Regions from separate parts of the Homo sapiens genome. Here region 1 is linked to region 2. A link is an interaction called in ENCODE POLR2A ChIA-PET data of the cell type or tissue named here. Cell type or tissue: IMR-90. All regions are shown on one strand. Links, peaks and the distances in the headings refer to the core of each region. The heading gives the core; the rest is flanking DNA.

Region 1 (5,374 bases), core at 319-5,318, 170 kb before region 2:
AACCACCCAAACCCGGGAGGCAGAGGTTGCAGTGAGCCGAGATCACGCCACTGCACTCCAGCCTGAGCGACAGAGCAAGACACAGTCTCAAAACAAAACAAAACACATTAACTTTGTTGTGCAACCATCAACACCATCCATCTCCAAAACTCTTTTCCTGTTGTAAAACTGAAAGTCTATACCCACTACAGAATTTCACCGTAAGTATTAACCCCCTATTACTCCCCAGCTTGGCCCTGGTAACCACCATACTACCTTCTGTCTCTATGAATTTGACTACTCTGGGAATCTAATGTAAATAGAATCATATGGTGTCTGTCGTTTGTATCTAGCTTATTCCACTCAGCGTCATGTCATCAAGGTTCGTCCATGTTGTAGCATGTGTCAGAATTTCATTCTTAGTTAAAGCTGAATAATATTCCATTGTATGGGCAGACCACATTTTGTTTATCCCTTTGTCTATCCATGGACACTGGGTTGTTTCCACCTTTTGGCTATTATGAATAACACATCTATAAATGTGGGTGTACAAGTGCCTTGGGTTGTTTCTACCTTTTGGCTCTTGTGATTAATGCTGCTATGAACACTGGTGTTCATGTCCCTGCTCTCAATACTTTGGGGTATATGCCCAGAAGTAGAATGGCGGAATCACGCGGTAGTCCTCTGTTTCATTTTTAAGGAACCACCATCCCATTTTCCACAGAAGCTGCAGCATCTCACCTTCCTACCAGCAATGCACATGGGTTTCGATTTCTCTACATCTCGGCCAATACATGCTCTTTTCTGGTTTTTTGATAACAGTCATTGGCTTCGGTGTGAAGTGATACTGATGGTCTTTTCATCGTATTGGAGAGGCACGGAGTGAACAATTCTGACCTGAAATCCTCATCTCTCCAAGTGTGCCAGTTGAAGTAAATTTCTCAATCTGTATGTGAAAATTTTTTTCCTCTTCACTAAAGTAGAAAAGTTAAATTATTTATATAGTCAATACATGTGGAGTGCAAAACACAGAGCTAAGCGCTGCAGGGTAAGAAGTGAGAAAGGGGCATGAGGCTGGACAGGATATGAGAACCCTACTTTCAAAGGAGTTCAGAACCTGCCAAAGACACTAGCCTGTGAGCAGAGTGAGGTGAGGCATCCCTCTCTTTCTGCCTATGGACATTGAAACTCTTCCTTCTCGAGGCTTCGGCCTCAGATGGGAGTTACAACATCAGCTTTCCTGGTTCCCAGACTTTTGTACTTGAACTGAATGTCACCACTGGCTTTGCTGATTCTCCAGTTTGCAGACAACAGATCTTTAGACTTCTCGGCCTCCATAATTGCATAAACCAATTCCCATAGTAAATCTCTGATATATCTATGGATATAGATACAGATATATCCAATGGGTTCTGCTTCTCTGGAGAACTCTAATACCTGAGCATATCCTGTGTGAGGCTTCGAAGGCCTCCGAGGTCATGATGAATGATCCACAGAGGGATTCACATTCACTCATCTGTTTCACTCAACAGGCACCTGTTAAGTACTGACAATGTAACAGATGGTCTTAGGTCCTGGGGATGCAACAGTGAACCTGACTCACCAGGGTCTGTCCCCATGGAACTTACATTCTAATGGCAAAGACTGACAATAAACAAGTAAATAAAATAACTAGGATTATGAGAGGTTTCATTCAATGGGAAAAAAGAGTCACGACAGAGAATAATGAGTCAGACACACATTAGAGGAGGTGGACAGCAAGGCATCTTTCAGACGACACTCAAGCTGAGTTTCAAGAGATGAGAAATTTCTGCTGTGAGAAGAGACCAAAGAAGACTAATCCAGGTGAAAGGAAAGTCCATTAAAGACCTTGAGGTTCAAAGAGTTCAACATATTCTAAGATCTGAAAAGGACATCAGTGTTACTGGAGCATCACGAGCAAGGGAGGATGGGAGCCAGTGTGGCTAATGAGGGAGGTAAGGGAAGATTGCACTGGAATTTGAGGCATGGTGGGAAGCCATTGACAAGTTTTAAGCAAGGAAGTGAGATAATGTGATTGACATTGTTCAAAGATCATTCAGGCTACTGGGTGAAGTGTGGACTACAGTGGTCAAGAGTGGCCACAGGGAAGCCATTTAGGACTCTATTATCATGAGCCAGGTGAGATGATGATGGACTGTCCTGGGGATGGTGACAGAGGTGAAAAGTGGTAGATGGATTTGAGATATGGCTCTTTTGAAGGTGGAATCCATGGAGGTCGCCGAATGCCGAATGTGTAAAGGAAAAAGACTGGTGAGGAAAATGGAGACATTGAGGGTCTGGGGCTGTAGTAAGGGGGTAGACGGTGACAAGGTCGAGCTACAGAAACAGAGAACACTGGAAGAGAAATTTTAGATGAAGCAGAAAGGGAGATTTGAAATTCACATGGGATATGTTCCGTTTGAGTCGCCTGTGAGTCAGCAACTGAATATGTCAACAGACAATTTACCAGACTAACACCCAGGGGAAAGCGCTGGATTAAAGAGAGACATTTAGAAGTCACAGTTACATGGATGGTGTTTCATGGAAATGAATAGAGGTGGAAAGAGCAGAACGAATGGGAGAGAAGAAAAGAGGTCTTGAGCGGAAGCCCTGGGAATGTCTGTTTAGAAACCAGGAAGTGGAGGCGGAATCGGCAAAGGAGAAGGAGCAGCCAGTAATGAGGCCATCTTGGATGCTAGGATGCCTACAGGGTTGCACTGCAGAATTTCTACATAGAGTTGAGCCATCAGTCAGGTTTGCAATTCATTGTGAAGCCAGTTAGTGTGAGCTTCTCAAACAGTATTCAGCAGTTCAGTCCAATCACAAAGAAAGTAGATCATTGGGTTCAACCAGGGTTGGGTGAGTGAGTGATTTTTGCTGGGTGAGTGCAAAGGAGAGTAGGAAGTTAGCAAGAAGGAGGGAAGGTAGTAGCCAGGACACAGGGCATTTAAAATCAAGATTCCAAAAGAGATGCAGTTTCTGCTGATGACAAGACACAGAATAAGATGATGAGGGTCAATGGCTGGGGTTTAGGGAAGGAAAGGATCACACTGGAGGGGGAAGTTTAAAAAGTAAACAAAGGAAAAAACTGAGAAGCAGAATGTTGGGTCACATATTTCTTTTTTGTTTGATTGTTTACTGAATTAGAATGAAATTAGAAGAAAGGATACAAAGAAAAACTGAGAACTTAAAAAAACAACAGAGAATGGGCATGACAAGGAACTTACTAGGTGACGAGGACACAGCTGAGGGAGGAATAAAGGCATCAGTTTCAAAGGAGCATGGGGTTTTGCAAAACAAAAAGTTTCGGAATCAGCAGTTGGGAGGAGAGAGGACACACACCCTACTTCTACTTCCTGGGAAATGAGAAGAAGGAAAATATTTGTCCCACAGAGACCACCAGGCCCAGAGGGAAGGCTTTGAGAAGATGGATAAAGGTCAACTTTACATTTAAATTGTACAGAATGACTTCTGTTCTATTCCTCCCTTATGAGTTGGAGAACTGATGTCCACTGCAGGGTAAAAAGGCATCCTATTTCCATGGACAGTGGTTGGTTCAGAAATGGACACAGAACCCAACGCTCACCATTTAGAACTGGGCAGAAATTCACTGGAGGCCTTCAGCAAGGTGATTTCCCACTCTGAAGGCCATGGAAAGCCAGCCTCTCTCCTGTCAGGCACAAATGAGGGAACATGTGGCTCTGAGAGCTACTGGCAGCTGTTCCAGAACTGTGATGAGAGCCAGTTTTAGGTTAAAGTCAACACTGCAACAGGCAGGGTGAAGAACACAGACAGAAGCTGCTGCTTCTGGCCAGGCGTGGTGGTTCAGGCCTGCAATTGCAGCACTTTGGGCAACTGAGGCAGGAGGATCCCTTAAGCCCAGGAGTTCAAGACCAGCCTGGGCAACATAGGGAGACCTCGTCGCTACTGAAAAAATGTAAAAATTAGCCAGGCATGATGGTGTGCACCTGTGGTCTCAGCTCAATTGATCTCAGGAAGCTGAGCAGTGAGTCGTGACCGTGCCACTGCCCTTTCACCTGGGTAACAGAGATCCTGTCTCAAAAAAAAAAAAGAAGAAGAAGAAGCTGTTTCTTCATGACATCCATGAGCCACTGCTGCTACCTTGAAGGTCAGCCCAACCTCTGGATTTTCTCCTTTATAAGCTCATACATTTCTTCATTTTTCCATTTTTTTAAAACCAGGTTGAGCCAAAAGCATCCAAGGAATGACTTTGAGATTCCTGAGAACTACAGCTTCATATTCCTCATTTATCCACTGTAGGCTGTGTCTCTTAGAAGATGCATTCTTCATTAATTTTATTTTATGTTATTTTGAGACAGGGTCTCACTCTGTCACCCAGGCTGGAGTGCAGTGACATGATCACAGCTCACTGTAGCCTCAACCTCTTGGGCTCAAGCAATCCTCCCACCTCAGTCTCCCAAGTAGCTGAGACCACAGGTGCATGCCACCACCCCAGCTAATTTTTTGTATTTTTTCGGTGGAGACAGGGTTTTACCATGTTGCCCAGGCTGGTCTCCAACTCTTGGGCTCAAGTGATCCTCCTGCCTCAGCCTCCCAAAGTGCTAGGATTACAGACATGTGCCACTGCGCCTGGCCAGGTTCATTTATGTTTATTGACCTGACCAAGAATGGTCCCTTTAACAAGATGTTTTGTTGTTTATTTCTTGAAGGGAAATAAAACCAAATTAATTGGTAGAAATACAGAAAGATAATAGAATGTATCAGGAAGAAAGAGAATGTATCAAGGGAGTTAATTTTTTAGGACTCATTAGAACAAGAATTTTTGTCCATTTTTTAATTTTTATAGACTTAGGGGATTTTTTTTTTTACAATTTTACAATTTTTTACAATTTTTAAATAATTTTTACAATTATTTTTACAGTTTTGTTACGTGTTACATGGATATTTGACATAGTGGTGAAGTCTGGGCTGTTAGGGTAACCATCACCCAAATGGTGAATATTGCACCCAATAGATAATTTCTCATCCCTCACCCTCCTCCCACCTTTCCAAGTCTCCAATGTCTATTATTTTACTTTCTATGTCCATGTGTGCACATTAGTTAGCTCCCACTTATAAATAAGAATGTGTGGCATTTGACTTTCTGTTTCTGAGTTGTTGCACTTCAGATGATGTCCTCCAGCTCCATCCATGTTGCTGCAAAAGACATGATCCTTTTTCATGGCTGAGTACTATTCCACTGTGTATATGTACCAAATATTCTTTAACCAGTCATCCACTGATGGACACTTAGTTTAATTTCTTATCTTTGCTATTGTGAATAGTGCCACAATGAACATAGGAGTGCAGGTATCTCTTTTATAGAGTGGTTCCTTTTCTTTTGGGTGGATAC
Region 2 (5,374 bases), core at 120-5,119:
CAAATGAGTGTTCCGGTCTGGTTATGGGACAAGATATGCCTGCAAGAGGTGCTATGTGCATAGAATCAATGGAAAAGGTGACAGAAAAGGCATGAACTTAAAAGGCGTGAAGAGACATCCAAACCCCAAGTTTATTGCAGCGCTATTCACAACGGCCAAGACATGGAATCAACCTAGGTGTCCAACAACAGATGAATGGATACAGAAAATGTACATATACAACATGGAATACTACTCAGCCATAAAAAAGAGTGAAATCCTTGGGATGGAACTGGAGGATATTATAGTAAGGTCACACAGTGCATTTTGAGAGCTTGTTTGGAGGTTCTAGCAGGGGAGTGCAGCTACTCGTGTACCCTTGACTGAAGATGAGTCCTCCTCTATTGGGGATGGTCATCCTCTTGGACCGAGCACACAGCTTTGGGAGGGACGCACATGGAGTGGTGAGGGAGGAAGGGGACACCCACCTAGCCAGCCAGATCAGCCAAATCAACCCTGACGATTACTGGGGTGACAGATGTCACAGCCAGATTGCCCTCACATCCCACACAGTGCATTTTGTATCTTTTTTTTTTTTTTTTGAGAGGGAGTCTCACTCTGTCGCCCAGGCTGGAGTGCAGTGGCACGATCTCGGCTCACTGCAACCTCTGCCTCCTGGGTTCAAGTGATTCTCCTGCCTCAGCTCCCCAGGTAGCTGGAATTACAGGCGCCCACCCCCACCCCTGGCTAATTTTTGGATTTTTAGTAGAGACAGGGTTTCACCATGTTGGCCAGCCTGGTCTCGAACTCCTGACCTCAGGTGATCCACCCGCCTTGGCCTCCCAAGTGCTGGGATTATAGGCATGAGCCACCGCACCCGGCCTTATTGTTATTTATTATTAGAACTTTCACCTGCTATTCCCTTGTCCCTCTGAAGGTGGAACGTACAAAAATCCTTGGAACACTGCTGTCTGAAGACATTGTTATAGGATTCTAGACTTGAAAAGGACCTCAACGATTTATTCAAGACCACAGTCTCTTAGAGCCACGCCTCCATCACCTGAGATGAGTCACCGTCTACACCATCTGTCTTATTTATTTCTCTTTAGAGAGACAGGGTCTTGCTCTGTCACTCAGGCTGGAGTGCAGTGGTGTGATCGTAGCTCACTGCAGCCTTGAACTCCTGGGCTCAAGCAATCCTCCCATCTCAGACTCCAGAGTAGCTGGGACTACAAGTTCACGCCACCACCCCCAGCTGATTTTTAATTTTTTTGGTAGAGAGAGGGTCTCGCTATGTTGTCTAGCCTGGTCTCAAATTCCTGGCCTTAAGTGATCCTCCCACCTCGGCCTCCCAAAGTGCTGGGATTACAGGCATGAGCCACCACACTGGCCCATCTATTCGATTTCTAAGGAGAGAAGTTCTTGCAGAGGAAGAACTGCCCCAGCGTCCCTCCATTGTGGTTCCCAAAGTTAGTCATGATATGCATGACTTTCCTCTCCGTGTCCAGCTGAAGTGCTTCCTGCCTCCTTTTCGTCTCATGAATTTCTTTTATGTTTCACGTCAAGATACTAACTTCTCCTTCTTCTAGACAGATTGGCCAAAGACTCAGACCTTCCTCCCACTCTAACCACCGTCACCCTGGAGACCCACAGGAAGAGCTGTGAGCCCTGAAGGCAATGCTTGCACCATCCTTCCCCCACCTGGGCCAGGACTGCCACTGTCAGCTGCTGCTCCAGCCTCACGCTGAGCATAGGGGACATGGCCCAGATGCAGCCACCACCCACTTGATATGGTTCCTGCCTGCCACGTGCCATACCACTGCGGTCCATGTTGGACAGGTGCAATATGAGGTCTAAGTCCCTCTGGCTCCATTCTAGCCAGCACCATGGCACCAACCTAACCACAGCCTGTGTGACAGTCCAGGAGGTCAACCAGTGCCACACCCTCTCCATGCGGAGTTCAGCCTCCTCAGGTGGGGCTTCCTACTGAGAACTGCTCTACATTTGGACTTCTGACTCCCCTCCCTGGCACTTGCTGGAGAGCACAGGAGGTGGGCTCCAGGGAGGAGACACCATGTCTTGCTGTTCAGCTGGTACCTAGCGTGTGCTGGTGCATAGCAAGTGCCCAATCTAGAGAATGAATGAATGCCGTGGTACACAACCACTCATCTTTCCCATAACTACATTCAGTAGCTGTCCACTAGTTCCTCCCATAAGTGAGGGACAGGACCAGCACCTAAGATCTTTGGTTGCTTCTCTGTTGTACCCTGAAGACCCTCTCTCCTCCAAAAGGGAAATCCACCCAGCTCTGTGTCCCAGCAGACTCCCCTGTATGGACCACCCCGTCAGGCTCCCCTGTATGGACCACCCCATCAGGATCCCCTGTATGGACCACCCCGTCAGGTCCCCTGTATGGACCACCCCGTCAGGCTCCCCGGCCCTCTGGCTGCCAAAGCCATGAGATCAGAGGGAGGAAGGAGTGAGGTCTAGGTTGAGGATTCTCCCAGCTCCCTCTCTGCAGGCTACACACTGCCCGCCCCCTCCAACAGAGGCCACAGTCCCTGTCAGGCTGTCCCTAGTTTTGGCTCTGCCACTTGACATTTTAAACCTCAAGGTGCTAATGCCCAGGGCTCTGCACTATCCCTTACGGTTTTCCTATCTCCTACCCAAATCTCCCCATCATTAAACTCCTCGACTTGCCTGGTACCCGCTGGGCCCCTGACGGAGCTGATCCCAAAGTCTGAAGCTTGTCAAGAGGCAGAAGCACAGCCTGGGGAGGGAATCCACAGTTGTCCCTGCTCAGCTTCCAGCCCGCAGAGGATGGACGCCTTCTCCGGATGGCTTCTCTTGGTTTTGGGAGCAGGGCGGCAAAGTCTTTTCATTTCCCAATTTTTAAATTACTTTTCTGAATAGTTAACACATTCAGATCGCTCAAAGGTCAAAAAATACAGAAGAGTAGCTGCACTGGCGTCTCCTGCACCTCCGTCAGTGCAGGGTTGACGTGCCGTGCTGTCCCTCACAGGAGGACCTTGTCCCCTCCAGGCAGCTTCAGACCACGGCTCAGCACCAAACCCAGCCGCGGCCTGGCTCCCTGCAGTTCCCACTTGCTGTGCTTACTTCTAAGTGAGAGGTCCCACCTGCAACTGGGGAAGCTCTGCCTCGATAAAGCCTCCAAGAGCCTGTGCCCTGGCTCACACCAGGGTGACCGGGAAACGCAGACAGCACTTATGCCAAGCAACAGTTTCTTACACTCTGGGACCTCCAGGAAGTAGCATCTGCCAAATGCAAGGATAACATTTTCCTCTTCATGCAGCAAGGTCTCTTCAGATTAAACAATGATAATAACCAAAAAACCAAAGCTTACCTTGGTTGGCAGTTTGCAAATGTTTTGTCCTGTGTGATCTAATAATGCACTAAAATACGCTGTCATAAAGCAAAATCTTCATATGCAAACAATACATTAGCAGCTTGGCTATTTAATACTTTGCCGCATAAGGCTCTCTACTGAGCGCACAAGTAAACAGAAGTCTGTCCCTTTTAGGAGTTTCCCAACCAGAGCCTACATCGACAAAAGTGGGCAGAAGCGATGAAGTCAGAGATAAATGATTGTCCCCTGCAGTTAATGAGTAGGGGGGGAGGGACACTCTGAGAGCCTCCAGAGAACCCACAGAGTCAAGGTGGCCGAATCATACCTGGATTAATGGAGACACCGAAGACAGTGGCCTTGGGACTAAACGTGTCCAGCTGACAGAGGAGTGGCAGAGCCCCTGCTTGCTGGCTGTCACCTTCCTTCTGGCCACCCTCCCCCATCTCTCTACCCCAACGGGACAGGAGAGTCAGCAGCCACCCCCTTCACCGCCAGGAGCCCACGCTGATACCTAGGCACCCTCTGTTTGAAAAACAAGTCCGGTACAGCCTCCAGGCAACCGTAGCATCACGCTGGCCGTGCCTCTGAGTTATGAGAGAAGAGAGGCAGATGGGTGGGTGCGGGAAGGGAGAGACGGCACAGCACAGGCCCAGTGCCAGGGGAGGCCAGGCTCCCCCCACACACACCCCCAGTCCTCAACGTCCTTAGTGTGCCCAGGTCGCAGTGGGGGAGTCTCGGGTGTTGAGTGACAATCATCACCAGAACTCAACCCCTCCCAACCCAAACAGACGGCGCAGGAGTCACACAACTCTGATTTGAAAGTCAAATCGAGGCCCCCCTCCCCACACTTCTGCAGCTCCCACTTCTCTCCCGGGTCTTTGAGCTGAGAGGGGCCCAGGGCTCTGGGCAGTGCTGGGCCTCCAACCACCCGGCCTGTAAACCGGGGTCCGGTGCGCTGGGACCCCCCGGTGCGGGTAGGAACACCAGGTAGCCGGGCCTTTCTGGCACGCAGGGCGGAAAAGGCGGAGGGCAGCCCCTGCAGGAGGGGCCGGGCCGCGCTCATCAGCGGGCCTGAGTTTGCTTTTCTGGGGACGGCTCCCATCCTCACGCGGCCGTCCCTAGCCATCTGTCGGTTTTGCCCAGGAGGCAACTGGGGCTGGGGGCTGAAATGACTGCCCGGGGGTCAGAGGGCGGGAGGGGCAAAGGTGGGACTCAGGCCAGAGCTGCCCACCTCCCGCGCCGCGCTGCCCCTCTCCGTGCCCCCGAGCCCACCAATCCCGCCCTCAGGACCCCGGGCCCCGCCGCCCTCCGGGTCTCTCCGGGTCCGGAGCCCTGGTATATCTGCGGCCCGGGGCTGGAGCGCAGCGGGAAGCGGGAATTCGCTGCAAGTGCCGCCCCCGGCTCGGGCACGTGGTGGCGGCCGGAGTCGCCAGAGGGGACGCGCGGGTCTGGAGGAGGTAGCGCGGGTCTGGAGGCACAATGCGGGGCTGCAGAGGAGACGCGGGGCCGGAAAGGAGACGCGAGGCCGGAAAGGAGACGCGAGGCCGGAGGGGGACGCGTGGGGCCGGAGGGGACACGCAGGACCGGAGGAGACAGTGCGGATCTGGAGGGACACGCGGGTCCGGGGCGCAGCGCAGGGCGGAGGGGACAAGGCGGAGCGCGTCTCGCTTGGCCCCGGGCGGCACCGCCGCAGCCCGGGTGCACAGTGCTTCCGCGCCTGGCGAGGACCCAAGGCTCGGGTACCCACAGGCGGCCGCTCAGGTCCCCGCGCGCGCTGGGGGCGTGGGCCGCGTCACCGGGACTCCTACCTTTCCTGAAGGGCATCGCGCCGGGGGCGCTCCCCGCGGGGCCGGCCCGCGACACCCAGACAGGACGACGTCCAAGCGGCAGCCCCGCGACTCGGGGCGCCTGCGGGCGGCGGGGCGGGCGAGGGAGGGGAAAGGGACATATTTGGTCAAAGCCTGGCGCGTCACGGCGCGGAGGAGGATCCGCGGCGAGGCAGGAAGCGCGGGGCGGCGCCAGCCGTGA

The links. ChIA-PET counts read pairs that join two places held together with the same protein. Peaks named below come from ENCODE experiments on the same cell type or tissue, not always from the same donor. Only the 100,000 strongest peaks of a DNase experiment are listed, where the experiment ranks them.
Region 1: POLR2A ChIA-PET joins it to region 2 with 7 read pairs; 2 of 35 experiments call an interaction of 5 or more read pairs at or near these places.

What each region holds. Positions count from the first base shown.
Region 1 is chr10:6,319,160-6,324,533 of GRCh38, reverse strand. It overlaps a transcript of PFKFB3 not described here. Among named protein-coding and RNA genes, the nearest start is that of LINC02649, 4.7 kb to the left of the region's middle. In IMR-90, for the core only: no CTCF peak of the experiment used is centred there; a DNase peak (open chromatin) is centred at 2,443.
Region 2 is chr10:6,144,794-6,150,167 of GRCh38, reverse strand. It overlaps a transcript of PFKFB3 not described here and the pseudogene RN7SKP78. Among named protein-coding and RNA genes, the nearest start is that of MIR3155A, 4.7 kb to the left of the region's middle. RefSeq lists enhancers at 1,412-1,461, 4,776-4,925, cis regulatory regions at 4,965-5,374, 5,021-5,374 and a silencer at 4,986-5,374. In IMR-90, for the core only: no CTCF peak of the experiment used is centred there; no DNase peak of the experiment used is centred there; H3K4me3 peaks cover 1,578 bases; H3K27ac peaks cover 1,440 bases.